2 separate regions of the Homo sapiens genome follow, and region 1 is linked to region 2. Evidence: chromatin loops called from intact Hi-C (ENCODE). Cell type or tissue: B cell. All regions are shown on one strand. Links, peaks and the distances in the headings refer to the core of each region. The heading gives the core; the rest is flanking DNA. Region 1 holds the start of LINC01913 (long intergenic non-protein coding RNA 1913). Region 2 overlaps MTA3 (metastasis associated 1 family member 3).

What was found. Hi-C counts contacts between places; a loop is a spot of excess contacts. Peaks named below come from ENCODE experiments on the same cell type or tissue, not always from the same donor. Only the 100,000 strongest peaks of a DNase experiment are listed, where the experiment ranks them.
Region 1: a loop joins it to region 2, with 27 times the contacts of the local background. A loop is called at or near these places in 11 of 110 quality-filtered maps.

Annotation. Positions count from the first base shown.
Region 1 is chr2:41,863,150-41,879,303 of GRCh38, reverse strand. LINC01913 (long intergenic non-protein coding RNA 1913) reads right to left here and starts at 1,749. Exons shown (of 3, transcript NR_033996.1): 1 at 1,526-1,749. It also overlaps the pseudogene RNU4-63P. RefSeq lists a silencer at 9,387-9,486. In B cell, for the core only: CTCF peaks have their summits at 9,193 and 9,392 (motif pointing left); a DNase peak (open chromatin) is centred at 9,393.
Region 2 is chr2:42,654,579-42,670,732 of GRCh38, reverse strand. It overlaps MTA3 (metastasis associated 1 family member 3), which reads right to left. Exons shown (of 17, transcript NM_001330442.2): 7 at 14,431-14,533; 8 at 10,871-10,970. Among named protein-coding and RNA genes, the nearest start is that of MTA3, 94 kb to the right of the region's middle. RefSeq lists an enhancer at 7,104-7,153. In B cell, for the core only: CTCF peaks have their summits at 7,204 and 7,406; DNase peaks (open chromatin) are centred at 6,762 and 7,412; H3K4me3 peaks cover 352 bases; H3K27ac peaks cover 871 bases.

The DNA of each region.
Region 1 (16,154 bases), core at 4,793-12,792, 790 kb after region 2:
TAGATAAATACTAGTACAAAGGGTAGACTGTGTGTAGCTTTGTGCAGCCTTCTGACTGGTCTCCCACCCCGACCTGGATAAATCCTCTGTCTGCATCCCTCTGGTCACCCCCAGCCTCGTCCATTCCATCTGGGCTCCTTCTGACGGACTCCCCAGGAGCTCACATTTGCTCGGCCTCTTTGTCTAATTTGTCACTTTGACAACTTGAAAGGTCTTTTATTTCTTCCCAGGTCAAATATGTTTCATTTCACTTAAAAAAATTTTTTTTAAAGCTTCCTTTTTTTTTTTTGGCCAGGCCACACTCTTGCTGTCTTGGCTGGGCTGCCACAGTTTTCCCGGAGGAGGCCCCAAAGCCCTTGGCCCACACTCCTCAGATCGCTGCTAGGGTAACTGAGGGCCTCCTCCCGTGGTGACTGTGTTGCCCGGATCCTCAGCAGAGGCCGTGTGGGCAACATGGTCATGGAAGGAAGGTAGCTTATGAACTCCGCATTCAGACACTTCAGAATTGGAGCTGGGCGGGGTGGGTTGGGGGATGGGAGGAGGAGGGATGGGGAAGGAACATTAGTCAGGATCCACCACCAAAGTGTTGGAATCTGGCTGTCCAAAAGCCCAGAGCTAAAATTTATTTGGTTTTGGTCCTGTTGTTAATGAACAGAGGGTGTCAGCGAACCTCACTCAGTGTTAGCCCAGTCTCCTGAGTAGGTGAGGAGAACCTGGAAGCCATAACCCCACCAAGAAGTTCTGTCAGGGAGCAGGGAATTTAGACCTCATCAGATGCCTGTGGAGTGACAGAGATCCCATTCACCACCGACAGCCTCCAGCTCATACCCTAGCAGCGATCGAGGAGGTGTGGGTAAGGGGTCTTTGGGGCCGCCTCCGGGAGAGACTGTGACTCGCTGGACCCATTATGTGCTGTGGCCAAAGCCCTTGACATGGATGGGGAAGGGGTACGGGAGAGGAGCAGGCACAGAGTCTGCTCATCCAGGGATTCCCAGACGAGCTGAGCCTCTCCCTAAACAGGAGTAAATGCCCCAAATCCCCTTCTTGCCAGGGATATGGGGATGCCCTAGGGGCAGGCCTAGCTTGTACTTCCCCCTGTGAGTCCACAGCGTGCAGCACGGGGCTGAGCACCCAGTGAGCAGATGGCTCTGAGGCTGGCAGTTCAAGCAGTGGGGCCTCAGAAACAGGCAGAACTGCCCGCCGTTCTCCAGCTGCGACTGCCCTCCTCTGCATCTGCTAAGTGGGCATGACTGGCACCCACCTCTAGAGCTGCTGTGAACATCGAGTAGCACCGTGCATGACCTGGGTTTGGCATGCTTGGCATGGAGTGAGACCCCATAATGTTAGCTACTGTTGTATTAATAATAATTTATTTTCAATATGACTTATTTAATGGAATGGATGAAGCAAAGGACGAGATTCAGCGGGAAGGGCTGGGCTTCGAGACCTGATCCTTTCTCATTTTAATGCTGCTCCCTCACTGTGGTCAGCCTGAGTGGGATCGGCTGCCCGGCCTTCATTTTACCTTTGTTGCCATCTCTCTTTGCGGTGGTTCTTTCTCTTCCTCCTCCTCCGCCTCATAAGCAAAGGGTAAGGCACAGTTCTGAATCTTTGGTTCTGTAAAGAGGCGTGCCCATCTCTGTGCTTGATTCCACTGGAAAAATAAGAACAATTCCTATTATTTTCGGTTCCGAGACCTTGAGTGTGTCAGGCTTCAGGTTCACTTCCTACATCTCTCCACGTTGCCCGGATCTGCAAGTAATTTAACCTTGTTTTTATAGAGCGCAAAGACGTTCCGCTTGTTTACACTGGAGACAAATTTTCCTCAATTGACGCAATCCTATTGATTAAATAATGACCTTCTTCCTCATTTAAAGGTAATTTCGGTTGGTATCATGACGTGGAGGAAGAAAATGAATGCCTTTTCTGTCTTGCTGTCTGAAGGGCAGGCAGTGAGGGCCGACTCCCAGAGCCCTGGGCAGGGCCCTCTCATTTTTCTCACCTGTTCTGGAACTTCATCAGGCGTCGGAGTGGGGCTAGTGCTGGGACCCCTTGAGGAGGTGGGCTAAATAGGACCAGTCTTGATTAGGGAAATTAAAAAGCCAGCATTTGCTATGTAATAAGATGTCAAGGCTGGGGCAGAGTAGATGCTACTTTGTTTTAAAACTTGATTTGCTTTCAAGACTTGTACGTAAATTACTTTTCAAGCTCATATCACACGATATAGTCCGGGCATGTCATTTGAGCCAAGGATTTAAAATCAAAGGGAAAGGCAATGTGCAAGTTCAGGAAGAACTTCAGGGAACAGCTCACACAGGAGAGACACAAAGATGGGAGCCTGGGGTGGTGAGAGAGTTGTTGGGTACTCTTGGGTAAGTCCTTTAACTTCTTCTGGGTCTAGATTCCTCATTGGTAAAACAGGGGTGACTGGATCAGATGACTTCTAAGGTACTTTCTTGGTTCTATGTTCTGTGATACGATGGAATCTGGAGACCCGGTTATTATTTGCTTCCATTCCAGATCCGTGTACTGTCTATTTCCATAAGGATAAGACCAGTGGATGACATTTGGAAGGATGGGACCTCTGTTGTTCCATTTTCTTTCTGTGAGGTCAGGTCAGTGCATTGTGTGTTAGCAATGCCATTTAAGAAATAGATATCCCTATATGTTCTGTAGGAGAATGCATATTTTGCAATGATCTGAAAAATTATCCTAATGCAAATACAGAGTGGCATAAATACCATGGCTGGACAGGAGCTAGACATGAATAAAAGAAAATCGGAGCTGACATTTTAAAGGTTTTTGCCCTATTATAGGCACATCTAGGCATTCCTTCATTTTCTCTTTACCAGAGGTTGGCAAACATTTTCTGTAAAGAGCCAGACAGTAAATATTTTAGGCTTTGTGGGCTATAACATCTTGGTTTTAGCAATTCAACTTTGCTGTAGTAGCAGAAAAGCAGTCACAGGTAAGATGTAAACAAATGTGTGTGGCTATATTCCAATTAAACTTTATGACCCTGACATTTGAATGTCATATCCTTTTCAGGTGTCACAAAATATTTTCTTGATTTTTTTCAACCATTTATAATGTAAAAACCATTCTTAGTTCATAGGCCTTCACAAAAACGGTCGGTGAGCCAGATTTGGCCCCATAACCACAGATCGCTGACCTCTTTTCTTTATTACAGTCCTTTAAGGGAGGAAGTATTTTACCGATGAGAAAAATCAAGGCTTAATGGGGTTAAATAACTTGCCTAGGTTTACCAGTTAGAAGCAAAAGAGCTGGAAGGTAATCTAAAAGGCCAGGTTCAGGCCGGGCATGGTGGCTCATGCCTGTAATCCCAGCACTTTGGGAGGCCAAGGCAGGAGGATTACTTGAGGCCAGGAGTTCGAGACCAGCCTGGGCAACATAATGAGACTCTGTTTTTATATATTTAAAAAAAAAAAAGCAGGCATGGTGGTGCATATCTGTAATCCCATCTACTTGGGAGACTGAGGTGGGAGGATAACTTGAGCCCAGGATTTTGGGGCTGCAGTAAGCCGTGATCATGTCCTTGACCCCCTCCAGCTTGGGTGACAGCAAGATCTTGTCTCAAAAGAAAAAAAAAAAAAAAAGAAAAGCCAGATTCAAGAGCTTAAACACCTACCCTTTAGGGATATCCAGCTAGAGTGATAGAATGTGAAAGACTTTGCTCCCTCTGACATTGATAAATAGTTACAAAATCTCCTTTTTAATCATTCTTACTTTTTCATGATGGTTCACATTCAAAACATTAGAGCAAGATTGGTGTCTCACAAGGCCGGGATACCTGGCTGGCTTAGAAATTACATGGGACAATAACTCAAAATGTGACTGAGCAGGAGGGAGGAGTGAGATGAAGAAACCAAAGAGTTCTGTGAGTACCAGGATCCAGGGAGAGGCCTGGCCACCCTTGTTTGGCCTGGGGGCTGGCTCAGCTTCTGCATCCTAAGGAGGAGATGCCACACCTCCACTGCCTCCCATTCTTGTTCTTGAAGATGATGCATCTTGGAAAGTTCTCTGATGCTTGCCTTTTTTTTTTTTTTTTTTTTTTGAGACAGAGTCTCGCTGCGTTGCCCAGGCTGGAGTGCAGTGGCAAGATCTCAGCTCACCGCACCCTCCACCTTCCAGGTTCAAGTGATTCTCCTGCCTCACCCTTCTGAGTAGCTGGGACTTCAGGCACCTACCACCATACCCAGCTAATTTTTGTATTTTTAGTAGAGACAGGGTTTCACCATGTTGGTCAGGCTGCTCTCGAACTCCTGACCTCAGGTGATTCGCCCGCCTCGGCCTCCCAAAGTGCTGGAATTACAGGTGTGAGCCACCATGCTTGGCCCTCTTAATGCTTTTTAATATTTCAAGAATGGACAGACTGTCTCCAGAGCTACACTGTCACCTTCCAGGGGTGGCCTATGTCTTCTGTCTTCTCCACACTTAGTACAGTCTGGGCACACAGAAATGCAATGATGCCAGGTGAGTGAGGCCTTTCAGTTCTAAAACAGGGTGCTTCAGGAAGTCGTGAGCTGCCTACTTCTGGAAGTGTGTGGTGATGCTGCTGTCAGCAGATGCTGGTGTAGAGGACCACTGCGGGTGGGAGGTGAGAGTGGAGGAAGGTTCGACGATCCTATCCATCCATGTAATAAACATCTGCTGAGCACCTAATGCATGTTGGATCCAAAGTCAGAAGCCCCCACATATATGATTTCTTTTGATTTCCACAACTAGCCTCTGACAGAGGCATGTGATCCCAGTGGCTAGATGGAGAAACTGAGGCTCAGAAGAGCTTGTCATTTTTTTTTTTTTTTTTGAAAAGATGCAAGCAGCGGGGGGCAGAGTCAGTGTAGTCTGCTTTCTGCCTTCCACCACAGGCCCCTCTATCGGGCTGTGTGGAGAAATGGGCTCCAGTTCTTGCTGTGACCCTCGCTAGATGTGTGGCTTCAACAAGTTATCTGACCTCTCTGAGTTTGTTTCTTCATCAGTTTAAGGGTTGACTTTTGGAGATTTGTCATGAAACAAAAAGAGATATTATATAAAAGTGTCTAAAACAGTGGCAGCCATGGCACAGGTTACAGTTGCTTTCTTCCTTCTGCTTCAAGATGATTTGGTTTTGTGAAGTTGACTGAGTCATCAATCTTACTCAGTTTGGGATCTTTAGGGCCTAGCAGAGAGCCGGGCATGGAGCAGACACTTAATAAATATTTGTTCAACGAATGGATACACAATGCTTATATCTACTGATGCCAACCATCTGGATACTCAAATGCTTCAACATGATGGGTTCTTGACTTTTCATCTAAATATTGGATGTCATCTTAAAATATAAGCAGCTAAAATGACGTGAAACATAAATATGAACACAGGTCTCACTGATGCAGATTCCTTGGGGGGAATGTGTAAATCAGTGAAAGTCTGCATAGGGCTGTATTTAAGGAAAGTGATTTGTTGTTTTCAAATAACTCCAGCTATGTCACCAGGTTTATTTATTTACCATCCATCCACCCATTGATGTAATCAGTCAACAGTGGCCCAGAGGGGCTCTTTGGGTGTCCTTTAATAAATAAGAAAGATTATCTGGAGCATGTTGGTTATTTGTAGATACATAGAAGCAGCTCAACTGCTTATGGGAGCTTGGAAACAGTTCGTGCTCAAGTGTTTTGGACATTCCCCCAATATTCTGCATACATTGTTTCTGTGCCTTGTCTCTGAAGAATCTTTATGCTAATTTACGGTCATATTCTTCTCTGCTAACGGGGGTGGGAATGCAGAGAGCTTCTGTCTGTTGCCTCTGAATGTGTGCAGTGCATGTGAAGAGAAAGAGTCAACACAGGCTAGATTCCCTAGGGAGAATCTCATTCTTGATATTGAGAACAACTTACTTGACTTATAGGAGTGAAAATCCTATGAACTGGATGAGGCTGTGCTATTATTCTTGGGATGAAAGATGGATGGAAAGACTCCTTTTATAGAAATTATTTTTGATGACTCAGGAACACTGTGATACCTTCAGGTCTACTGAAATGTACATGGCTATTTATCTCTATACTAAAATGACTCCAGCTTTCTATGCTTTTGGGATTCCTATTTGTGCTTTTGTTGCTATCTTGTGTCTTTCAGCTAACCTCACTTTTTTGATTCCCAGTATGCCTCTCACTAGCAGTTCAGTATCTTTCTTCTAATTTGTTGCCTGCTTCCAATATTCCAGGGACTAAACAAAAGAAGTAATAATAACAACAACAAAAATTCGGAAGGGTAAGTCTGTTAGAGCTGTTTGTGAAGCAAGAATGAAAAGAATCCAAATGAGTCTGAAAGGCCTTTCTGTGACTGCTTGGCATGAACTTTGGAACCCGGACATTGTGAGGTCTACAGTGGCTGTCTGGGGGTCTTTTCCACTTCCCTGTCCTTGACTGTCAGCTGGAGAGGTGATTTCAGGATTGGTGAGACACTACCGCACATATGTCTTACCATGGCAACCTCAAGGCATTCCTCTGAGGCCAGGATGTGGTTTCATTTCTCAGGGGAGTAGACTGAGGGGGAAACAGAAAAGTGTGAGGATGGCTTTCCATGAGGCATGGCCCTCAGGATCATGCTAAATGAAATGACATGTTGGTGTGTTTATCTGCAAACAGCCACATTGACTACTCACTTATTACAATTTTGAAGCTTATTAAAACAAAAAATACAGAGTCTTGCTGTGTTGCCCAGGCTGGAGTGCAGGGGCATGATCTCAGCTCACTACAACCTCCGCCTCCTGGGTTCAAGCAATTCTCAGAACTCCGGGTGTGGTGGCGCATGCTGGGATTACAGGCATGTGCCACCATACCCAGCTAGTTTTTGTATTTCTAATAGAGACAGAGTTTCACCACATTGGCCAGGCTGGTCTTGAACTCCTGAGCTGAAGAGATCTGCCTGCCTCGGCCTTCCAAAGTGCTGGGATTAAAGGCATGAGCCACTGTGCCTGGCCTGAAGCTGATTTTTTAATAGTTTGATCAGAGCTGCTTATTTCTTGACCTCTTTCGGAGACCTTCTGGAAAATTCTGGTGTCAGAGAAGGAGCACTCAGGAATCAGGAGTCAAGAGTTGCAAACTAGGCTGGGTGCGGTGGCTCAAGTGTATATTCCCAGTAGTTTGGGAGGCCAAGGCGAGAAGATCCCTTGGGGACCAGGCCAGGAGTTCAATACCAGCCCGGGCAACATAGTGAGACTATGTCTCTTAAAAAAAAAAAAAATTAGCTAGACATGTACCTGTAGTCCCAGCTACTTGGGAGGCTGAGGTGGGAGGATCACTTGAGCACAGGAGTTAGAGGTTACAGTGAGCTATCATTGCATTACTGCACTCTGGCCTGAATGACAGAGTGAGACCCTTTCCCAAAAAATAAGAAGCAAAGAGTTGCAGACTAGATCTTGTTCTGTGAGGTTGCTTAACCGCTCTGAATTTCAGTTATAAAATGTGAGGGCATTGGTTAAACCTGCCCTTTGCTAGGATCCGTCTAATAACACCCTATATATCTTTGATTTCTCTGTGAGCTCTGCAGAGCTGACCATCTCCAAGACTGGGGGAAAGTGGTTGTATAAGGGCAGCTTCTTATAGGGAATGGCTGGGGAGCAGGGCTGTCCCCAGAGAGGTGATGGGCATTTATATAGTTTTTTCGGCATCACAGACACAGGATTAGCTTACACTAGCAACCACCTACACCCTCCCTTGGCATGAGCCTGGAGTCTGGGAGGACTCCACCTGGATGGGTGGCAGGTGGCATCAGCTCTTCACATCCATCCTTGGTTTCCCTTGGATCCCTCTCCATCACTGTCTTTATTCACCTCAGCCTCCCCCAGCTGGAGCCACAGGCAGCCCTGTCCCATTCCGGAGCCAGTTCTGACCAAGGCAGGAAATGGATGTGGAGCCTCCGCCTGCCACTGGAGGGAGGAGGGGGCTGGAATTAGGTCTCATGTTTTCAATCAGCAACAATCGCGCCTCGGTTAAACCTCAGAGGCGACGGTGGTAGCACCACTCAAAGCTTACATTAAGTTGTTTCCTCAGATGTGGGATCCAGAGGCTTAGGCACGACTCACAGGCTCCTGGGTGCCTTTCTCCTGCGCTCAAGTCTCCTTTCCTCAAATCCAAATGAGGACTGGGTGTGTCAGAGGCAGTCTGGCTGCCTGGGCAGCTCCTGAGTTCCAGAATTTCCTAATCTTCCTTACCCCCAATGGCATCTGCAGCAATTCCCAAGTCCATAATCTGACCATAGTATTGTCTGGCCTTCCAGACCCTTCCTTGAGGCTCATTTGGAGGCTGGGTGCCCCTGGGACAGTGCAGCCTTCCTTCTGACTGTTGGGGATAAACAGCTCAGGGTCCTACCCCAGGTCTGGACTCTGCTGGCATCTCTTCTAATGTCGGGGGTCATCTGTCAGTTAAGAACTACCCTGAGGAGTGGCCTCCAAAGATGGAACCATTAGCTCAGAGGCGCAACATACTTGGTTCCATAAGCCTGCCTCTTTTATGGCCCTAGGAAAGCAAGAGCAGATCAATACATGCTTTTTGAAAGAATCTCAGAGTTTGTGGCAGAACCATTCTGAGATGTGATTAGGACTTGGGACACACAGGTCTTCCTAAACTCTTCTTGAAGGACATTGATTGACCTGAACTGTAACTAATACTGGCTAAGCCAGAATCTTGGAAAAGGTAATATGAGGAAGGTTGTAGTGATAGGAGCTTTTGGTGTCTGAGGAGCAGAACTGAAAATGGAGAAGCCAAGGAGGGTAGAGAATTGGTCAGGGTGTCTGCCTAGAGGCAAGTAGACGCTGATTCTAGACAACAGGTGCTGGGCCTCAGACAGTGGGGGAACAGTGTGTGCTGGGATTGGCCCTCGGAGCATGCAGCGCCCAGGCTCAGGTTTGGTGCTCCTAAGCACGGCCCTGAACCACTGCTGGCCGGGGGGCATTCCTCTACCTCCAGGCTTCGCTGTGGCTCTGCTCTGAATTTGCTATTTGACAAGGATAGCCAGGAAGAGCAGTTCCCTCCCTTCCTCTGCCTGCGCCAACCCCATCAGCAGCCTGTGGTCAGAGGTGCCCTCCTACCCCCATTTCCATGGGTGCCCATGGGAGCAGCATTGGAGGGCAAATCCAGGAGGCCTCTCCCCACCTGCTGCCTCCATCACCCCCAGGGCTGCCTGGCCAGGCTATCTTGCTCACTTTCAGGAAAAGGATCACAGGGAAAGGAACCTCCAGAACCCTAGAAGAGAGACCTCAATGCCATAAGGAAGAGTCTGGGGCAGAGGGGACGGTGGAGGGTAGGGGAGGGAGTGAAGCCCACTTGAGCTTTTGAAAATCTTCCTCCCTTTGAGTCTTCCCCAGCCCTAAGGCTGTTGGTGGGGCATCAGCGACCCCTGCTGGCCACCACATCTGGGATTTCCTCTGCCCTCCAGACCTCCATAGCTTTCCCCTCTGCTTTCAAGCCTCCCCTTCTTCCCAGGTTGAGGATTCTCTTCTCCCCAGAGACCCCACTCCCCCTTCCCTACTAGCCTTGCCTGTCTGTCCCCAGTTTTCTTTTATCCTTTTCTTTTACATATTCCATTCCCTTTTTCTTCTGGCAGAACTCAGCTTCTGTCTTTTGGAGCCTCCCTGCAGAAAACCACCTGTAGGGAAGAGATGGATAAAGCAGTGATAAGGCACCTGGTAAAGCATAACACACAGGAATGTCCAGGGGCTCATCTGGGCTGGAACAATAGATCCCTTTAAATGTGCTATCTGTCCCTCATATTTCTTCCATTTCACTCCAAGCCGAAACAACTACAGTTTATTATTTTATTATTATTTTGAGATGGAGTCTCACTCTGTCATCCAGGCTGGAGTGCAGTGGTGTGATCTCGGATCACTGCAACCCCCACCTTCCGAGTTCAAGCAGTTCTCCCTGCCCCAGCCTCCTGAGTAGCTGGGATTACAGGTGCCCACCACTATACCCGGCTAATTTTTGTATTTTTAGTAGAGATGGGGTTTCGCCATGTTGGCCTGGCTGGTCTTGAACTCCTGACCTTAGGTGGTCCGCCTGCCTTGGCCTCCCAAAGTGCTGGGATTCCAGGCATGAGCCATCCTGCCTGGCTGAACTATGGTTTACTGAATGCCTATTCTGTGCCTGTCTGTGTGTAGGGGACATACTTTGTGCCTCACTTTGCTCCTGTCCAGAGGCACCAGTCTCATGTTGAGGCAGGAGAGGAATGGTTGTGGGAGGATGTGGGTGCAGTTGGATGTCCAGCTTGCCCTGCCCCAACCTCTCTATAACTCATGCTGGTCACAGTGATCAGGCTTTCTTTAGTCTCAGGGCACAAGATTCTCAAGCTTGGCCACCTCATTCCATAAAATAGATAAGAAGTAGCTGCCCAAGTGGAGTTCCCTCTCTTAGGCCTTTGTCAGTCTTGCTCTAGCCTTGGCCTCTGCAGTGTCCTGGGTTCTCATGGCTTGCCATCCAGATGCAGGGCATGCATGATGAGGGGTGTAGGTAGGGGATACACCCATCTCAGGAGGCCAGGACCAGAGTCCCCCGCCCACCTCAAAAGGGCCCCATGTAGGGGCTAAAGGCCGTGGTTAAGTCAGAGGATTTTTATTTTTCTTAAAAGGGAAAAAGCTAAGATACCCTAATAAAAATGAGGCTTATTCTAGAGCAGAAAGCTCTCAGCCTGAGCTCCAGTCCAACACAGATAGGCACTCACTTCCTGGCCCAGGCCTTAATTTCCCTATTATATGGGAGCTAGGATACCCCCCAAAGGTCCTTCTTTTTTTTTGCTCTGAAGTTCTGTGGTTCTATTTTTCTTGCTTTTGCATGGCCAGGCAGACTAGGATGCAGCTTTGATCTACCTTGCGCCAGCTACCTCCCACCCACTCACGTGGATTCTAGGCTTTCATTTTTGCTGGAGTAATATTTTTCTGATGTTTATTTTTAAAAGTTCTGCATCTGTGGTGACCATCTCCCATTTGGAAAATTAACTACTTACAGATGTTGTGTGTGGCACAGCATTCTCCCAGGCAATGAAACCGCTGGGGTTTGGCTATCATTTCAAAAGTAAGAGGAGGGAAGGAAAGATGTATGTCTCTGATGTAGGTGTCAAAACTTCTTGACCTTCTGTAAAATGCCCAAATGTGATTTACTTTTATAAATTGAAGAGTGGAGAATTTCTTAAGCCTTGAGAGCCCAAGTGTTAAAAAACTCAAATGGAAATGGTCATATGTGGGATGTTTATGGTCATTTGTGGAATGTTTGCAGAGGGAAGGCACTAGCTGCGCGGCTGGGGCTGAGTGAACTCCTATGCTGTGCATAGAATACAGAGCTTAGCCCTCATCACCCCCATCCCCATGGTCAGCTGTGGCCAGTCAAGGCAGTGATTTATGTTGCTTTCCAGGATCTAGGTAAAGTGCATCCCAGCCTTGAGCAGAACCAGCAGATCCTTCTGACTCCAGGGTGCTGTGAAGACTCACTGGCTCTCTACCCTGTGTCATCCACCCGACCTTGACTTTCATTTTTGATTTCTGCCCTCCCTAGGAACTTGCACACGTCCTCCTCAAGACCTCCATCTCCAGGCATCACCCTTGCTCCTCTCCTCCCACACAACAGAAAATAGTTCCAGGATTAAAAAGACATTTTGTAAGATCCCAGTGAACTCTCACACAAAGCTCATTTTTTGTTTTCTTATTCATTGGCCACCCCCAGCTTCCGCCTCCTCAACAGTTGTCAAATACAGGCTCAACTCGAGAGAAGGAGCCATAGCCAGCTCTTTGTGTGGATGTTGATGCTGTGTATGTGTGCGGTGTGTGTGTATCTGCAGAGTGGGGTTTGTCTATGTGGAGTGTACACGTGTGCTGGTATTTGTGGCTGGGAGGAACCAACAGGACAAGAGCTCCTTTCCCCAGATGGGGCTTGCCCTGGCTGAGACATCTTTCTTGCCTGGATCTGGGACAGCTTCCTTTTTGCTACTGTTCCATTTCTGTCTCTGTTGATTTCTCCTGTCTTTGTTTCTTTCTACCAGAAGGTTCCTGCAGCCTTTGTCCTGTGAGAATGACTAAGGATAAATAAAAATTTGAGTAGCAGAGGAACTCAGAGACTGTCTCTCAAGTCTAATGAATCTGACTGCTTTAAATGTGAGAAGACTGAGGCTCGTTCTGTGCAGTGCGTTTGAACAGAAAGTTCATGCTTGTTCCACATCAGCAGGTTTAAACATTGTGTTAATGTTTTGTATCTCTGGTAAGATTTTTTGAAAGAGACACTCAAAAAGTGGGGGGAGCATAAGTACTATTCATTATAGGCAGATGGATGAGGATTTAGAATGTGGAGATTTGGAAGACAAAACTCAAGCTAGACACAATTTGTTTTCAAGGGAGAAAAATTAGGCAAAAAGTTAATGTCACTTATTCAAGATTTAGTAGAATAAATATGGGAGAAATAAATTGAGTGTGTGGTAAATTTATGAATAGTGACAGTGTTTCCTCTTGGAATGTGATAACTACTAAAAAAAAACTGCATGCAATAATAGCAATTCAGTAGGTGATATGATTTGGCTGTGTCCGCACCCAAATCTCAACTTGAATTGTATCTCCCAGAATTTCCACGTGTGGTGGGAGGGAGCCAGGGGAAGGTAATTGAATCATGGCAGCTGGTCTTTCCCCTGCTATTCTCCTTATAGTGAATAAGTCTCACCAGATCTGATGGGTTTATCAAGGGTTTCTGCTTTTGCATTTTCCTCATTTTCTCTTGCGACTGCCATGTAAGAAGTGCCTTTTGCCTCTTGCCATGATTCTGAGGCCTCCCCAGCCATGTGGAACTATAAGTCCAATTAAACCTCTTTTTGTTCCCAGTTTTGCGTATGTCTTTATCCGCAGCATGAAAACGAAATAATACAGTAGGAAACATTGATAAGTTGTACACTTTAATCTTCTTCTACGTATATAACAAAGAGAAACAATTCTTTTTCAAAGAAATAACATGGAAATTTGTCAACCATGTCGATCATTTAAAAGAGGCATGTCTAGACTAAGTGGGAGGAAGAAGGGAAGAAGGAGATAGATGAAGGACAAAGTCCACTGATGGAAAATAATAGCATGTGGATTAGGGTTCCCTTTCAGTAACTGGACGAATATGGGGAAAACTTTGTCTGCATGTTAGCAAATCAGAGAATACATCTTTATCTAGTATTCTTTCATCTCAAAATAAATATCAAACAAAAGATGAATTTTTAGGCTCTAAATCTGGGACAAAGAGAAGGAAATGGATAATTGTTTGCTAAGTGATCACACAGAGAACCTTTTCTTATTGTGCAAGACTTATTGTGAAGACTTTGAAGGGCTCCTCTCAATTTGGCTATCATTTCAAAAGTAAGAGGAGGGAAGGAAAGATGTATGTCTTTGATGTAGGTGGCAAAACTTCTTGACCTTCTGTAAAATGCCCAAATGTGATTTACTTTTAGAAATTGAAGAGTGGAGAATTTCTTAAGGCTTGAGAGGCCAAATGTTAAAAAGCTCACATGGAAATGGTCATTTGTGGGATGTTTATGGTCATTTGTGGAATGTTTGCAGAGGGAAGGCACTAGCTGTGTGGCTGGGGCTGAGTGAACTCCTACGCTGCGCGTAGAATACAGAGCTTAGCCCTCATCACCCCCATACAAGGTTGAAACCACTGTAATCTTGATTGGGGAAACTGGTTAGACATAGCCTAAATTTTAATGTGCCCCATGTCTCTCAGAGATAATAGGACCCACAGTTTACGCAAATGTGTAGCTTCTCTTTCTTTTGGTCACCATCTGTTTTCTAGTTTATTTGTGCTTGGTCGACATGATGCCAAACAACTGGTTTGACTGGTTTTTGTTGCACTAAATGGATGAGACTGACCTATTTGACGTCCTGTGGAGACAAATCCCAGCACTGGGGCCCAGGGCTTGCTGAGAGAACAAGGCTCCCTTTTCTTGAAGGCAAGTTTGAGTGTTACTGTACACTTGAGGTATTTTGATATTGTAGACCTGTAAGCATATGTTCTCAGTGGCTTCAGAGTAGGTCTGGAAAAAACAACAACCAGCCAAAGCAAACCTAGACCGGAGGCGCTAGAAACTGGGATTTAGTGACAGGACTCAGGAGGCACACAGCTCTGAAGAAAAAGACATGTAGGTGCTGTAGGCTGTTAGACGATACTGGTGTGGTCAATGCCAGCCCCTGGGTTGTGGGCAGCTGCTGCCCAGGGCAGCGGCCATGAGAAAAACCAGGTACCAGGCAAGGTGAGTGGCTGGCAGTCTCAATCAGCTGGAGTGCCAGTCTATAGGGGGCATCCAGACATTGGTGGACCACATCAGGAATATACTGCCAGTTGACTTATACATGCAAATATGACTTTTTTTTTTTTTTTTTGCATGACACGTTTATAGGCCACTCTGGTAACTCTGAGTCCAGCTGCTGCTATTTGCTTGATGCTGGCTTTTGCAGTTGCTGCAATTCTGTGACAAGTTGGCCCAATATATATGCTAGTTACAAATGATATACTTTATTATGCAAAATTAAGACCTTTTATTATGCTCCCCACTTTCCCCAGTAAATTGGTTTGGAAAATTACCTATGATAAATATCATGTTCTAAGCCTAAAGAAAGAAGTATAACATTTTATTGTAAAATAAGATTGTTTCTAAATATGTAACCAAATGTCAAACAAATAATGAAAGGAGGCTGGACATGGTGGCTTACACCTGTAATCCCAGCCCTTTGGGAGGCCCAGAAATGGGAGGATTTCTTGAGTCCAGGAATTCAAGATCAGCCTGGGAAACATAATGAGAGCTTGTATCTACAAAAAATAAAATTAGCCGGGCATGGTGGGGTGCGCCTGTAGTTCCAGCTACTTAGGAGGCTGAAGTGGGAGGATTGCTTGAGTCTGGGAAGTCAAGGCTGCAGTGAGCTGAGAATGGTGCCACTGCACTCCAGCCTGGGTGACAGAATGAGACCTGTCTCACAAAAGAAAAAAAAGAGTAGCTATGGAGTGTTAGTAGATCCCAGGTAGTAGTTTTTTTTTTTTTTTTTTTTTTGAGACGGATTCTTGCTTACTCTGTCACCTGGGCTGGAGTGCAACGCCATGATCTCCGTTCACTGCAACCTCCGCCTCCCAGGTTCAAGGGATTCTCTGGCCTCAGCCTACTGAGTAGCTGGGATTATAGGCACACACCACCATGCCCAGCTAATTTTTCCATTTTTAGTGGAGATGGGGTTTCACCATGTTGGCCAGGATGGTCTCCATCTCTTGACCTCGTTATTTGCCCGCCTCGGCCTCCCAAAGTGCTGGGATTACAGGTGTGAGCTACCACGCCTGGCAGAGCCCAGGTAGTTTATGTATGTCATTGCTTATATGACTCACAACAACGCTGTGTGGTATTCCCACTTTACAGAGGAGAAAGTTAAGGTTGAGAAAGGATACGGAACCTGACTTCAGGTCACACAGCTTGGGTCCGGGTCGGAATTCCAACCCAGGCAGTGGAGCAACAGGGTTCCATTTTTTAAGCTTTGTGCTACACTGATTCTGAATATTAAAACAACAACACAACATTGGATGAAGAGTCATGAAATCTTTAGCCTACCTGGCTGTCAGTCTGCATGTGTTGCTTGGTCTGGCTCCATTTGGCCAAAATGCCAGAGCAGAACCTTGGTGCAGTGACAACCTCTTAATTGATATGGAAGGGTGAATATTCTTGAGGTAAAGTAAATAGGGCAGAGAGGCTCAGGCTGCAGATAGGGATGGGTAGGTAGGGTTTTCAAGTGGATCCTCAGAGCCTCTGACTCCCAGGGGAGGTGTCTTGAAAAATGCTGTGTTAGGGCATGGAGGGATGAAGCCTAGGAAGGGGCTCTCTTGGGAAAGATAAGAAAGTGCCTTTCTTGTCAAGGAGGTGAGGCCAGGGGCTAGGGCAGGAGGGCTCTAGAAGGCCCACTTGTGATGAGCATGCAGAAAATGCCATTCAGGTGTGTGGCACTTCGCAATGGTGTGGAGTGACCTGCAACCCTAAACTTTTGCTCTGTAACACCATTCAGACTCCAGTAAATGCTTCTCCACTTGTCCCGAGTGGTATGTCCTAGAAATGAAAGGTATCTGTGTTCCCATGTGAAGTATGTTTGTGGGCTGTGTTGCTAC
Region 2 (16,154 bases), core at 3,351-11,350:
ATGGAAGGCCATTATTTTGGACTGAGCTCTCGCACTAGGCCCCAGCAGATCAGACTAGAAAGCAGTCACTTGTGCTTAGTGCCAAGATTCACAGCAACCAATCAGAAGGGGCCAGTTTACCTGAGTAGGCATAAGGAAGTCCTCTCTATTTTAAGGAAAGCAACTTTGAAACAACCAATCTGCTTCTTGTTCCCTGTTTCTGCTTTTCTTCAGCCCTTTCCTGTCTATAAAGCCAATCACCTCTGCTCAGCTCATCAGAATGCTTATTCTACTTTATAGATAGAATAAATGAAAGCCAATTAGATGCTTAAACTAAATTCTCTAATTTGTGTCATTTGACAATAATAATAATAAAGCAAATGTGGTAAAGATGGTAACAACTGGGGAATCTGGATGAAGTGAATACAGGAAGTCTTTGCACTATTTTTGTATTACCACAAAATACAAAGTTTTAAGATTTTTTTTTTTTTTTTGACACGGAGTTAAGCTCTTGTTGCCCAGGCTGGCGTGCAATGGCGCAATCTCAGCTCACTGCAACCTGCACCTCCTGGGTTCAAGCGATTCTTCTGCCTCAGCCTCCCAAGTCGCTGGGATTACAGGCATGTGCCACCACGCCCAGCTAATTCTTTGTATTTAGTAGAGATGGGGTTTCACCATGTTGGTCAGGCTGGTCTCGAACTCCTGACCTCAGATGATCTACCTGCCTTGGCCTCACGCCTGGATTACAGGCATGAGCCACCATGCCCAGCTAGTTTTAAGAAATTATAACCACAAGCCTTCCACTAACTCATACTTGTAAATACAAATCTTTCCACCAATTATCCTAGACAAAGTTGCTAAAACAATTCTCTTTCTATTTCTCCCAAGTTCAAATCTACAGTGCCTTTCTGATGTTTCTATATTCATGTGAAATTTGTAGGAGAAAAAGTAAAAGGCTGTATTTACCCCAAAAAAGAAAAAATCTCATTAAAGCTTAAATTTAAAAGGAAAAGATGGATTAATAGACCATAAAACACACAAACAATTCTCCTAGGATAGTCTGCAGCGTCTCCACACTCATCTGTAATAGATCATCAACAAAAAGACGTGTGTGTAATGTAGAATATTATTGCTTTAATGATGTATTTAGCAGGAAGAAAAATTTCGTGTTTCCTATTTTTTACTGCAGTGCTAGTCCATTAGTACTAATTCTAATTTTATAGCCTTGGAAACATGAACAGTACCCGTGATAAGTTTTTCATGGGTTTTTAAGTTATACGAATCCCCATCAATTTTATGTCCATTTTGAAGTCTAGATTTCTGACATAAGTTGATATCTAAAATGCTAATCAAAAGATTAATATTTTCTGGCCAGGCGCAGTGGCTCACGCTTGTAATCCCAGCACTTTGGGAGGCTAAGGTGGGCAGATCACTTTGAGGTCAGGAGTTTGAGACCAGCCTGGCAAACATGGTGAAAAGCCCATCTCTGCTAAAAACACAAAAATTAGCCAGGGGGGCAGGGGTGCTTGTAATTCCAGATATTCAGGAGGCTGAGGCAGGAGAATCGCTTGAACCCAGAAGGTGGAGGTTGCAGTGAGCCAAGAACTAACCACTGCACTCCAGCCTGGGTGACAGAGCGAGACTACCTCCCAAAAAAAAAAAAAAAAAAATCTGTATTTTCTGTTGTGCCTTCTAAACTATCCTCAATTCCCAGTACCCACAAGGCCCTAAATGAAACAAGACTCACAAACAAACAGAATGAAGTACGTGATTGATGGCTAGCATTTTTATAAAGCGTTAGTATCTGAAGAATAATAATACTGTTAGGTCAACTTTCCCTCATCCAAAAAATAAATTGTCTTTTCTAAGTTATTCTTGATGGGAAATTTTTTTTTGAAAAAATTATAGCTTGTTTTAAGAGGAAGATTATATGAAAGATTATATTAACAGCCTTTGTTCACCACTTTTAACTCTTACAGTGACTTCTTGTAACAATTATATTAAATGGTATGGTTAATCATAGCCTAATGACCATATTTAAACTTGATAATCTACTAAAATAATAAACACGGCATGACAAAATACCTATCAGACAATCAATAAGGCTATAAAATCAGAAGTAAATGAGGCTCAACAAAGATTATGGGTGAAAAAGACAAATGCACCATTGTCGTCTTCTCAACAATAACAACTAATATTTATTGAGCTCTGACACTGTGCCAGATACTGCTCTGAACACTTTACAAGTAATTATCTCAATTCATCCTCAAGTTGATGTCATGTGGGAACTCAGCGGCAGCCTTTTTCCGAGGCTGGAAGGTCGCAGGGGTCTTGTTCAGGACCCTGAGGCATTGCCTGCTCTCTCCCAGTAAGGACAGGGCCTCTATGGGGCCTTAAGAGCCAGAAGGGCCCAATGTTTGCAAACATTACCTAAAATGAAGGTACATAAACTGCTGAATAAATCAGTCAGTTGTCTTCCAGCCAACCTGAGCAGCTAATGTTGCAAACAGCTCTAAGCCCTCCACAGAATCCAAGGCCCCCAGAAAAGGAGCCCCCAACTGCCTCTACTTTGAGGAGCCACTGCAGTTCCACTGAGTTCTGAATCCTTGGTTACACGTATCAGCAACTCATAGTGTGGCTGCACTCCCTCTTCCTGCCCATCCATAACCTTCCTGAAGCAGAGCAAGTAGGTTTTATTATTACTACCACTGCTGATGAGGAAACTCAGACAAAGGTAGGTTAAGTAACTTGCGCCGGGCTACACGGATCATACATGAGCTACAGATTGATGGGGGAAAAGAAAGAATCATAAAAATGTCTCCATTTGTACACCTTTGTTCATAGCAGGGTTATTCACAACAGTCAAAAGATAGAGGCAACTCAAGTGGCCACTGATAAAGTAACATAATGTGGTATATACACACAATGTATTATTACTTAGCATTAATAGCTGGGAGTGGTAGCACATGACTGTAGTTCTAGCTATTAATACTTGGTAGGCTCAAGTAGGAGGATCACTTGAGCCCAGGAGTTTGAGGCTGCAGTGAGCTATGATCACGCCACTGCATTCCAGGCTGAGGGACAGAGCAAGACTGACTCTCTCTCTCTCTCTCTCTCTCTCTCTCTCTCTCTTTCTCTCTCTATACACACACACACACACACACACACACACACACACACACAATTTTTAAATGATGGAAATTCTGACACATGGTACAACATTAATGAACCTTGAAAACATGCTAAGTGAAAATAAGCCAGTAACGAAAAACTTATGAGATACTGAGAGCCGTCAAATTCATAGAGACAAAAGTAGAAGGGTAGTGGCTAGAGGGCAGAGGGGATGGAGAGTTAGAGTTTAATGGGGATGAGGTTTCTGTTTGGGAAAATGAAAATGTTCCAGAGATGGATGGTGGTAATAGTTACCAACAATGTGAATGTATGTAATGCCAGAGTGAATCTACTTAATACATTTAAAAATGGTGAAAAGGAGTTTTGAAATTATAATAAAATATATATAACACAAAATTTAAGTGCATCACAGCTGGGCATGCTGGCATACACCTATAATCCTAGCTACTCCTCGGGAGGCTGATGCAAGAGGATTGCTTGATCCCAGAAGTTCAAATCTGGCCTGGGCAACACAGCATGACCCCATCTCTTAAAAAGGATGAGGGGTATGTGGCAGCATGCATGGTATGCTTAAAACTTCCTACAGTTCATAGTGTTCAGACTGTGTGTGTACAGCTCTGGGGATATAATAAAATTAGAATTCAAATACACATATACACATCACTCTTAGTGATGAGACGCTCTCTATAAAACATTAAAATGCTTAAACAAAGGAACAGAAAACAATATATTGCAATGACCTATTTCAATAAGAACCTATGTCCCAGAGAAAGAAGCTAATTTACTCATTCTCAAATATTTAGTGAACACCTATATATATATGCCAGGCACTATGCTTGGTGCTGGGAATTCAATGGTGAGGAAAAACAGATGCAGTAACTACACTAAGGGATATAACAAGCTGGTATGCAGGGAATGGGAAGGAGAGAAAGAGACACAAAATAATCACAAAAATGAGTTTTTAATTATAGACCTGGCTCTCTACATAAGCACATCACAAAGCAACCTGCCCTAAAGTGATGGATTAGCCAAGATGTGGTTTTAAACAGAGTTAACTATGTGGGGCTATGAGAGCATCAGGGAAAGGGACCTGAACATGCAAGTCCTGTGGCAAGACACAAAACCAAAGGAAGGGTACAGCCTGGCTGGAGTCCAGAGGACGGAGGACTGTTTGGGCAAAGGGGCTATAGACAGAGGCCAGGCAAAACTCAATAGTTTTGTTGACTACAGTACCAGTAATGATCTAAGTTTTAACCCTACATGCAATTAAAAGCCACTAAAAGGATATAAGGTAGGAGGTAGCAAAATAAAATAACAGTTACGCTTTGTTTTGTTTTGTTTTTTTCAGATGGAGTCTCGCTCTGTCACCCAGGCTGGAGTGCAGTGGCACGATCTCGGCTCACTGCAACCTCCGCCTCCCGGGTTCAAGTGATTCTCCTGCCTCAGCCTCCCGAGTAGCTGGGACTACAGGTGCGTGCCACCACACCCAGCTAATTTTTTGTATTTTTAGTAGAGACGGGGTTTCACCGTGTTAGCCAGGATGGTCTCAATCTCCTGATCTCGTGATCCACCCACCTCAGCCTCCCAAAGTGCTGGGATTACAGGCGTGAGCCACGGCACCTGGCCAACAGTTACACTTTTAAAAGATCAGATATAACATAGAAATCAGAGGTGTTCCAGGACACAATTTCCTCCCTCCTAAATCAACACAGCTTGGCCTTTCTCAGAACCAGACCTGGCATTAGGCAACCTAAATTTCTAGTCCTGATTATGTCACCAATTAAATGTCAGTCCTTATACAATGTATTGTTTTGTCCCTTCGGCTCATCACCTGTAAAACAGTCTTCTCTAGAAGGCGCATCAGGCTCCAAACTAACTCAAAAACTTCTTTCTCTTTTATTCTTACCCCTCCTCCCCAAATTATTTAGTCTTCAAAGTCCAGGCAAAAGTGTAAGCCAGTACCTTCACTTTGGCAGGTCTAAGGCTTCGATCCAGCTCCCTCACAATGCTCATGACATTCTGTTCTTCAAGCCAGGGGAGTGCAGACCTTGCTCTGGCCAACACCACCAAACAGGGAGTCAGAAGCTGTAACTTCCATCAACTAACTCACTGCCACTTACTAACTAATGCAGGATTTCCTTGGTTCTAAGGAATTTTGTTCCCATGGGGGTAATGGTAGAAAGGATCAATGTAAGTACTGTAAACCTACTTTTTCTTTCTTTCTTTTTTTTGAGAGGAAACTTGCTCTGTCACCCAGGCTGAAGTGCAGTGGCACAATCTCGGATCACTGCAACCTCCACCTCCCTGATTCAAGCGATTCTCCTGCCTCAGCCTCCCGAGTAGCTGGGACTACAGGCACGTGCCACCACATCCAGCTAACTTTTGTATTTTTAGTAGAGATGGGGTTTCACTATGTTGCCCAGGCTGGTCTCGAACTCCTTTGACCCACCTGCCTTGGCCTCCCAAAGTGCTAGGATTACAGGCGTGAGCCACACTGCCCAGCCCTATATTCTTCTTTGTATATTGTATAAAACAGATCTTATATTTTAACAAAACGAGTGAAACCTATAAAGCCCCCATGGCTTCAATGTTTTTTAACAATTATGAATCTTATATATTTTAGATTAGCAGTGTTTGAAATTCACAGCTCAACTATATTCATAACAGATTTCAAAATGAGGATGTGAGAACTACTGATGTGCAAACAGTTTAATTACCTGCTCCCAATACATTATTGGTGATTTGACAAGTAGCATAAATTGTCTCGGATAAATCGATGTCAGATTAGGAATGCTGACAGCCCATTGAAGTCCTCAGAATAAAAGTCACAAAGAAAATCACTTAGGAAGGGCTATCAGGTTTCAGCAGTTCCACAACCCTGCCCTCTCTGCAGGCCTCTCAAAGAGGTCTTCAGATCCAAGGTTTGATCACCTAATAGAAAAAGGTGCTAAAGCGATCAGAATAGGACCGTAATTAGTCGGCAGTGGTGGCGGACGCCTGTAATCTCAGCTACTGGCTGAGGCAGGAGACTGAAGCAGGAGAAACACTTGAACCCAGGAAGCAGAGGTTGCAGTGAGCCAAGATCACGCCACTGCACTCCAGCCTGGGCAACAGAGCAAACTGTCTCAAAAAAAAAAAAAAAAAAAAAAAAAAAAGGTAAGCGGGGTGAGGGGGTAGTAGGACCATAAATACTCAAAGAAAAGAATGTGACTCCCCAAATTCAACTGAATGATGAATCCATTTTCATTTAATGGTACAAAACAACCAATGAACCTTTCATATGTTCTTTTTGGGAAACAATCTGCAAAGCTCATTATCAACATACTAATAATTAATTTTTAACCATACTACTCAATTTTATAAATGCCTCAGGATCTAAGAGTCTAAGTAAAGCTGAACCTAAAGCAGTATGAGAAGGAAACCATGGTATTTAAATGTTGCAAGCAAAAAAACACATCTTCTTCAGTGCTGCCTCAAAGAAAGACAATAATGACGCTTAAATCCAAGTCATTCTAACAAAAATGAGGTGGAAGGGTAGATAGAAGAGGTAATCTGACAGAGGAGAGATAACTACTCAGGAGGAATCAAGTGCAGATCCAAACCCTATCTCTGAAACCAGCTATACAAACATGACAAAACACCACTTCCTGAGCCTCTGAGCCTACTTCTGCTTTAGAAAATAATTACGGTAATAAATAACTAGAAAGAATATATGTGATACAAAAGTAATCGGACCTCAAAATTACTAAGCTTCAGAATGGAAACAAAACAGGAGAGATAAAAAACACTGAAGGGTGTGAAGGTAACTTCCTAGAAGGAGCATAAGAGGCAAGTATTACAGAAACTACACAGAAAATGATTATTTATGAAACAGAGTCTTACTCTGTTGCCTACATTGGGATGATCATAGCTCACTGCAGCCTCGAACTTCTTGGCTCAAGGGATCCCTCCACCTCAGCCTCACGAATAGTTGGAACTACAAGCACTCACCACCATGCCTGGCTAATTTGTTTTGTTTTGTTTTGTAGAGACAGAGTCTTGTTATGTTGCCTAGGCCTGTCTCAGACTCCTGGCCTCAAGTGATCATCCTGCCTCAGCCTCCCAAAGTTTTGAGACTACAGGCATAAGCCAGTGTACTTGGCCATAAAATGATGTTTAAAGGAATTAAGGTATATAGGTAGAATCCTCTTTAAAATGCTTCTTTAAAATATCACCTTCACTGACAACAAATACCAAACCTCTAAAACTGCCCTCTCCCAAAAGAAATTCACCTGCTGTCCTGCACATTCACCAGCAGTGGGAAGCAGTGAGCTGCTGCAGCTGTGAACCAAGAGCCCACACAGGCCCTCTCTACCTCAGGCAAGTCAGCCCAGCTGCCACGAGAACTCTCCACCATCTCAGGAACAAGCTTTTCCACTTGCACTCAAGCAGGGACCACATCCCCAGTTATAATCTGAGAAGCAGTATCTCATAAGAATAGTGTTAAACTACAAGGGACTGGTTACATAAATAATAGTTTACCTATATAAGATCATGCAACATTAGGGTAAAACTAAGTTCTTGCAGTGATTTTTAAAAAGGTATTTTTATCCGGCCAGGCACAGTGGCTCACACCTGTAATCCCAGCAACTCTGGGAGGCCGAAGTGGGCAGATCACGAGGTCAGGAATTCGAGACCAGCCTGACCAACACGGTGAAACCCGTCTCTACTAAAAATACAAAAATTAGCTAGGTGTGGTGACGTGCGCCTGTAATCCCAGCTACTCGGGAGGCTGAGGCAGAAGAATCACTTGAACCCGGGAAGCGGAGATTGCAGTGAGCCGAGATCGCACCACTGCACTCCAGCCTGGGCGACAGGGCGAGACTCTGTCTCAAAAAAAAAAAAAAAAAGTATTTATATAATATAGTTAGGGAAAACATAGGGGCGGTGGAGGTCATTTAAAACAGTTAAAAAGAAAGTTCACATAAGACTTAGTTATCAAAATGTACTAAAATGTGGTGCTTGCACAGGGAAAAATAGATCTACAAAACAAAAGAGAATAGATTAAAAGTCTATAAACAGGCCTAAGTATATCTAGGAACCTAAAATATGATAAAGGGGCATTACAAATCATGAAGAAACAAATTCAATAAATGGTACTGGGACAATTAATTTAATATATGAGAAAAATTAGATCCCTACCTCACTCTATTCACAAAATTAAACTCTATATAGATTTACAGTCCTAAATATGAAGAAAACTTTAAAACCATTAGAAAAAACAAGACACAAGAAATATATAAATTTATATATATAAATATAACTCTAGTTATAGCCTAAAAACTCACACACATGCTCACAAAGGGATATGTGTGAAATTTTCAACATAGCATTATGAGTAACACAGCAAAAGAAAAACGTTTTGAAAGCACTCCAGATGTTCCCTGGTAACAGAATACATAAATAATGTTGTGTAGTATTATATACAAGAATATTGGAAATAATAGAAAGCAGTTAAAATGAATGAACTGTGTTTATATTTATTAACACGGCTAGATCTCAATAATGGGCAAATGGCAAGTGTTACACAATAAATTTAAGCATATGCAAAAGAATATTTATGTTGTTTTGGAATAATAAATAATACAACTATAAAAACACAGACTACATACATAGCAGATCTGTTACAGTGGCTGGCTCTTGAAAGGAGGCAGAGGTAAAGGGAAGTAGGACTCAGAAGGGAATATTAGAGACTTCAACATTAACTATAATGGTTGAAAAAAAAGTTTTTTAACCTGAAGAACTAAAATATTAACATTTGCTTTAGGTGCCCTTATATGGAGTTTTATTACATTATCCTCTATACTATTCTGTAATTTGCTATTATTATGTATAATGCATAAAAAAGGGCTTAAAGAAAACAAAACAGTAAGAACATTCTACTCTGGGTAATGAGAACAAAGCTTTTTTTGGCTGCTGCTGTACTATTTTTTAATTTTTCATAACAGATATACATTAATTTTTAAATTGAGCAAAAATCACTTTGACCAGGAAAAATATATACAGGTAGTTATTAGATTCCACATAGTTCTGGTTCACATAAATATCTTTTTCTTTTTTTTTTTTTTTTTTTTTTGAGACAGGGTCTCACTCTGTTACCCAGGCTAGAGGGCAAGTGGCATGAGCATGATCTCAGCTCACTGCAACCTCTCCTCCCAGGCTCAAGCAATCTCCCCATCTCAGCCTCCCAAGTATCTGGGAAGACAGGCGCATGCCACCACACCCAGCTAATTTTTGTATTTTTTTGTAGAGACAGGGGTTTCACTATGTTGCCCACCTTGGTATCAAACTCCTGAGCTCAAGCAATCCACTGGCCTCAGCCCCCCAAAGTGAAATATCTGATTTTTAAAGTTCTTGCAAACATGACATCTGTACTCTTGCTTCTCTGATAAAATATTCTCGAAGCTCTAAACAACTGAAATACAAACCCATTTTGGAGATCCTAAAATTTGGGGTAAAATATTAATGTCCCAATGGAGAAAACAAAACTTTCTTCTATGAACAATTCTAGTCTTTGAGAAAGGAAAAGGCAAGGAGTTCCACAGCTTTAGTCACAATCTATAATTGTACAGAAGTACACAAAATGCATAAGAAACAAGGCTGGGAGCAGTGGCTCACAACAGTAATCCCAGCACTTTGGGAAGTCAAGGCAAGAGGACTGCTTTAAAGCCAGGAGGAGTTCAAGACCAGCCTGGGCAATCACATAGTAAGACCCTGTCTTTATTTTTATTATCTGATGTGTATTCCTCTATGAGTTCTTACATTATCAAAATAAATATTTTATGAAAAGCATGTCAAATTGGCATTATGATAAGAAAGTTAAAAACCCATATTGTATTCCATTTCATTAGAAAACAATATTGAAACTTTTGTTACATGTAATGAATACTGGTCAAATAACCTCACCAAACTCAGTTTTCTCGTGTGTAAAATGAGCATCCTACCGTGCCTATCACAAGGGGTAACAGGAATCAAATACAGTAAGTAACTTCAATCAGCAAAAAACTCACAGGTCCACTTTTCTGGAGTGCAGAGAAAGCAGTAAGTGCCAGGTCCTATGCCTGACCACGGCAGCCATTAGTGGTAAAATTAAACTGAATATAGGAAGCTTCATTTGATCACCGAAAGAAAAAAGTAAATAGATTTAAAAGATATCAACTATAATGTAATAAAATTATATAGAAAATAGCCCCTCTGGCCGGGTGTGGTGGCTCATGCCTGTAATCCCAGCACTTCGGAAGGCCGAGGCGGGTGGATCACAAGGTCAGAAGTTTGAGACCAACCTGGCCAACATGGTGAAACCCCGTCTCTACCAAAAATACAAAAATTAGCTGGGTGTGGTGGCACGTGCCTGTAATCCCAACTACTCAGGAGGCTGAGGCACGAGAATCACTTGAACCCAGGAGGCGGAGGTTGCAGTGAGCTGAGATCATGCCACTGCACTCCAGCCTGGTGACAGAGCAAGACTCCATCTCCAAATATAAAAAGAAAGAAAAAAAAAAAAACAGCCCCTCTTTCTAATGAACAGACACAAAAAACTCTCAACTCACAGACGAGTGTTATCATAACCCAGTCAACCAAGTAACCAAGCCAAATCAACCTAGCAGTCAGGAAGGCTAAGAGCCCAAAAGCTCCCGGTCTACAGTATTGCCACAATGGCTTTAAAATTAAACAAGTAACAGAAGGATAAATACCCACAAAATTTCAAACCATGTCTTACCAAGGTGATGTCTCGGGAAGCTGCAGCAGCACTCATATGCAAACTAGGCTGCCTCACAGAACTGCTGCAATCCAGGGCTCTGGCGAATGTCCCAACAGCACTGAATAAACCACAAACACAATAAGGAAGAATTAAGTATCTGTTTTGGTTTGTTTTTTTAACGTTTTAAAAAACACATTTGGATAGTAAATAAAAAACTGTAAAAGAAGAGGCAAAAACAAGTTTCTGAATGAGAATCAAACATCAAATAAAAAGAATTTTCACTCTATAAGATATAATAATTGACAAGCCAATTTACTATAAACAGGTCGTTATCATGAAATCAAGAAAAAAAATAGCCTGTGCAGGGGGTAAAAAAGAAGGAAAGGGAAGCTCTGTTATAACATGTCATGGAGTAAAACATTTATTCAAATTGGCTCAAAAAATAAAAAGTCAGCTGCAGAGTTTGACTATTACAGCAAAGCAAGTTTTGACTACTTTTTAAGCCCAAATTGTAAAACTCAGTTACATTTTTCCCCCAATATATCATTAACTGTAGCAACCCCTTCCTGTGAGGATTCAACATGAAACAGATTTCTACTAAAATCTCATTTAAAAAGAAATTACCATAATGCTGATTTTAATGATTTGGAAGTCCTTCCAATATGTAAGAAACCCTAACCTTAACACATACAGCATAAAATGAAGACTCACTGCTTTTCCTGCCTGTATTTTAAACATGTTTGCTATGGAAGAGATTTTTTATTTTTATTATTTTTATTTTTTGAGACAGGGTCTCACTCTGTCACCCAGGCTGGAGCGCAATAGTATGATCATAGCTCACTGCAGCCTCAACTTCCTGGGCTCAAACAATCTTCCCACCTCAGCTTCCCAAGTAGCTGTAACTATAGGCATGCACCACCACGCCCAGCTATTTTTTTTTTTTTTTTTTGGCTAATTAAAAAAAATTTTCTGTAGACAAGGCCTCCCTATGTTGCCCAGGCTGGTCTGAAACTCCTGGGCTCAAGTGATCCTCCCGCCTCGGCCTCCCAAAGTTTTGGGATTATAGGCATGAGCCATTGTGGTTGACCCCTAAGGAAGAAATTTTATAAATATTTTAATTAAAATACAACAAACATGTTGAAAAGTACACAGTAAACAGATAGTTACTGTAAAGTGAACACATGCATGCCACCAACATACAGTTCAAGAAAGAACATGACCACAACCCAGAGGCTCCTCAAGCTCCTTTCCACAGGGAACCACCACCCTGGATTATAGCACCACAGATTAGTTTTGCTCAAATAGAATCACACAGCTGGATATTACGTCCAGCTTCTTTTGATTAAAATTACGTTTGTGGGTTCATCCATGTTGTTAGCTACAGCTGTATTCACTCATTTTCCCTGTTACGCGACATTCCGTTGTACGACGTCTCATCCCCACCTCCACTCTACTGCTGACAGACATTCCATGTGTTTCCAGTTTGGGGTTACTATGAATAGTGCCATAAATCCATTTGTATACGTATCTTTTGGTGCAAAGGTATATGCATTTCTGCTGCATAGATATTTAGGAGTGAAACTTAAGAGATACTTGTGTTAGATGACAGCAAACAGTATTCCAAAGGAGCTGTACCAATTTACACACTCACCAGCAGGATATGAGAGTATTGGTTCTAAATCTTGATCAATGCTTAGCACTGTCAGTCTTTAAAATTTTAACCATTCTGGTGGATTGGCAGTGGTATTTGACTGTGGTCTTAATTTGCATTTAGAAGATCTTTTTTTTTTTTTTTTTTTTTTTTTTTTTGAGACAGAGTCTTCCTCTGTCGCCCAGGCTGGAGTGCAATGGTGCGATCTCGGCTTACTGCAACCTCCGTCTCGCAAGTTCAAGCAATTTTCCCGCCTCAGTCTCCCAAGTAGCTGGGATTACAGGCACCCACCATCATGCCCAGCTAATTTTTTTTGTATTTTTGTAGAGACGGGGTTTCACCATGTTGGCCAGGCTAGTCTTGACCTCCTGACCTAAGGTGATCTGCCTGCCTTGGCCTCCCAAAGCACTGGGATTACAGGCGGCGTGAGCCACTGTGCCGGGCCCTTTTTTTTTTTTTTTTTTTTAAGAGATGAGGTCTTACTATATTGCCCAGGTTTGTCTTGAACTCCTGGACTCAAACAATCCTCCTGCCTTGGCCTCCCAAAGTGCTGGGGTTACATGCATAAGCCACCATTCCCAGCCTACAAGATTATTTTTTAAAACAAATATTGAAAACAAAAACATACTAGGAACCAACTCCTTGGTGTCCTTCATGCTGGCTTTGAGGGGAAACATACAGCCCTTGGCAATCAGAAAAATGAAAATACAGAATACAAATCTAATTTGAAAATGGCAATGTCTCCTAACCAATCCCCAATCTAGACAGCCTGTCTGGAGACTCTAGACCAATATTCTGTACTCAACAAGGGGCCACAAGATTGGCCCCTTTACAATGCTCATCAAGTGTCTCCATCCAGTCACTTAGTAGTTAGGTGATGGGCTCTGGACTCCAAATGCCTGGCCACCAATAAAAAGTGGGATCGTCCATGGTGACTGGCTCTATGAACAGTGATATCTAAGGATGAGCCAAGACTATTTTTTCCTCTGCATTGTGAAATAAGTTCAACACAAAATCAGACAATAACATAATGAAGACCCTTGCATCCACTGTCCAGATCTAACTCATAGTAATATTTTGCCATGTTTGGTTCATTCTTTTAAAAAATAAATATTATAAATTTGTTAGAGTTCCCTATATATACTCCTAGATCATATATACTATATATACCCATTTAATGTATTTAAAAATCCACTAATAAAATAGTTTTGTACACAGCAAACATTTTATAATTACTCTGTATACACATAAATGATCACATGGTATATACCCTCAACACTATTTGTGATGTTTATCTCTTTGCTACATATAGCTTTAATTCATTCAATTGCCATAAAATAATATTTCACTATATGAGTATACCTCAGTTCATTCATCAATTGCTTGCTGATGTACTTTTACTGTTATCATTTTTTAAATAAAAATAAAATTCTGTCCCATTCATTCTCTTAAGAAAAGGGGAGGAAGGAAGGAAGCCAGCCAGGTAGCCAGGTTGAAAGCTCTCAAGGCAAAGTGCTATGCTTAGCAACAGGCCTTACCCACACATGGATGCGGTGAGCGAATTCCAGGTGCACATTCTTATTGATACCTGAATAATCCATGTCTAGAGTAAAGCTATGTCAAGTAAAAAGGATGACTCTTTTTATTAAGGATGTGGGACTTCAGGTATTTTCTTCAGGTATAAAGAATTTCTTCTTTATACTTTTCTGTTTTCTTAATCAGTAAAAATTAATACAACTATTTTCATTTAAAACAGAAATTAATAAAATTAGGAAGCAGCATAACGTATTAAGCTTTCTTACCTAACTAAAAAAATAATACAATCAGTGGGAGAAAAGCAGAATACAAAGAAATAAAAATACATATACCTATAAATTCTTTTATATAAAGAAATTTATTGACTCAATAATGCCATACTCATACTCACCGTGCTACAACTAAAAACTGGTCAATCTGTCGATCCGTAAGTGGGCTATTTGGATCCCAAACTTTAACTTCCAATTTTGATTGTTCCCTCTCATCTGATTCTCCTGTCCAAAAATAAATAAAATGGAGTCTTGTTACTGACAAGGCATACTGTCTCATACCACTGATGACAACTGTCACCATAGCATTAGAAATGTTTATGTGTAAGGTAAGTGCCCACAGTTTTGGCATATTCTTTCAGACGTAGATGTACAACACCTCGTTAAAGTGAACACTGATGATAATGACACCAAACTAACCGAAAGGTATCTTCATTTAGTCCTTAATGTTTATTTCTGGAGTAGCTGTATGTGAGAGGCAGTAAGTGCCATGCTAAGAGACATAAAGATGAAAATGCAACAGGCTGGGTGCGGTGGCCTGCACCTGTAATCTCGGCACTTTGGGAGGCCGAGGCAGACAGATCACTTGAGGCCAGAAGTTTGAAACAAGCCTGGTCAATATGGAGAAATCCTGTCTCTACTAAAAATACAAAAATTAGCCGGGTGTGGTAGCAGGCGCCTGTAATCCCAGCTACTCGGGAGGTTGAGGCACGAGAATCGCTTGAACCCGGAAGGTAGAGGTTGCAGTGAGCTGAGATTGCGCCACTGTACTCCAACCTGGGCGACAGAGTAAGACTTTGTCTCAGAAAAAAAGAAAGAAAGCATCACTTCCACAAGATGTTTAAACTATGCATAAATACATATGATATAAACCAAATAAATAGAATAAGAGACACATATTAACAGTTATAGCATAAGAATCTGAAGAGTAGAGAAATCATTTCAAGCTAGGTAAGAAACAATATCATGAAGGAGATGGCACTTCTGCTAAGAACTAAAGGGTACGAATGCACCAGCAGGGGAAGATTTTTTAAAAAAGAAATGAGAACATGAACAAAGTCATGGGGCATTAAAATGTCATAGAAAAGTAGCTCATAATGTCTGGAGTACTTTATGGAATGAGAGAAGATAGCTAAGAGAAGTGGGTTATGAACACATTACTGAAGATCCTACATAGATGTTTTTCGAAGAGACTTTATTTGGAGGTAATGAGAAGCCCTTGATTTTTCTGGTAAGGGAGTGACAAGAGCAGAACTAAACTTCAACTTTCAAAGCTAGTCATGGTTTATAATTTCCTCTGCAGAGATACCTGATAAGGAGAGAGAGAGACATAGCAGCCTCCTTTAAGAGTTCCTTCACAAGTAATGAGGGGCTGAAACATGGTTATGAGATTGGTAATAGAACACAAAGAAAGGAGATTTGGGAATGTCAGTGACAGACTGGATGTAGAGTGTAGATTTCAAGTTTTGTGAGCTGTACTCACAGCGTTGGCATTAGTAGAAAGAAGGAGGCTGGGTGTGGTGGCTCACACCTATAATCCCAGCACTTTGGGAAGCTGGGGCAGGAGGATTACTTGAGACCAGAAGTTCAAGACCAACCTGGGCAACACAGTGAGACTCCAACTCTACAAAAAATAAATAAAATTAGCCATGTGTTGTGGCATATGCCTGTAGTTATAACTACTCAGGAAGCTGAGGTGGAAAGGCTGCTTCAGCCCAGGAGGTTGAAGCTGTAGTGAGCCATAATCATACCACGGCATTCCAGCCTGGGTGTCACAAAACAAAACAAAAAAGATACACAAACAGGAAGTAAGGGCCAAGAGAAGACTGACAATAATGCTGAATGC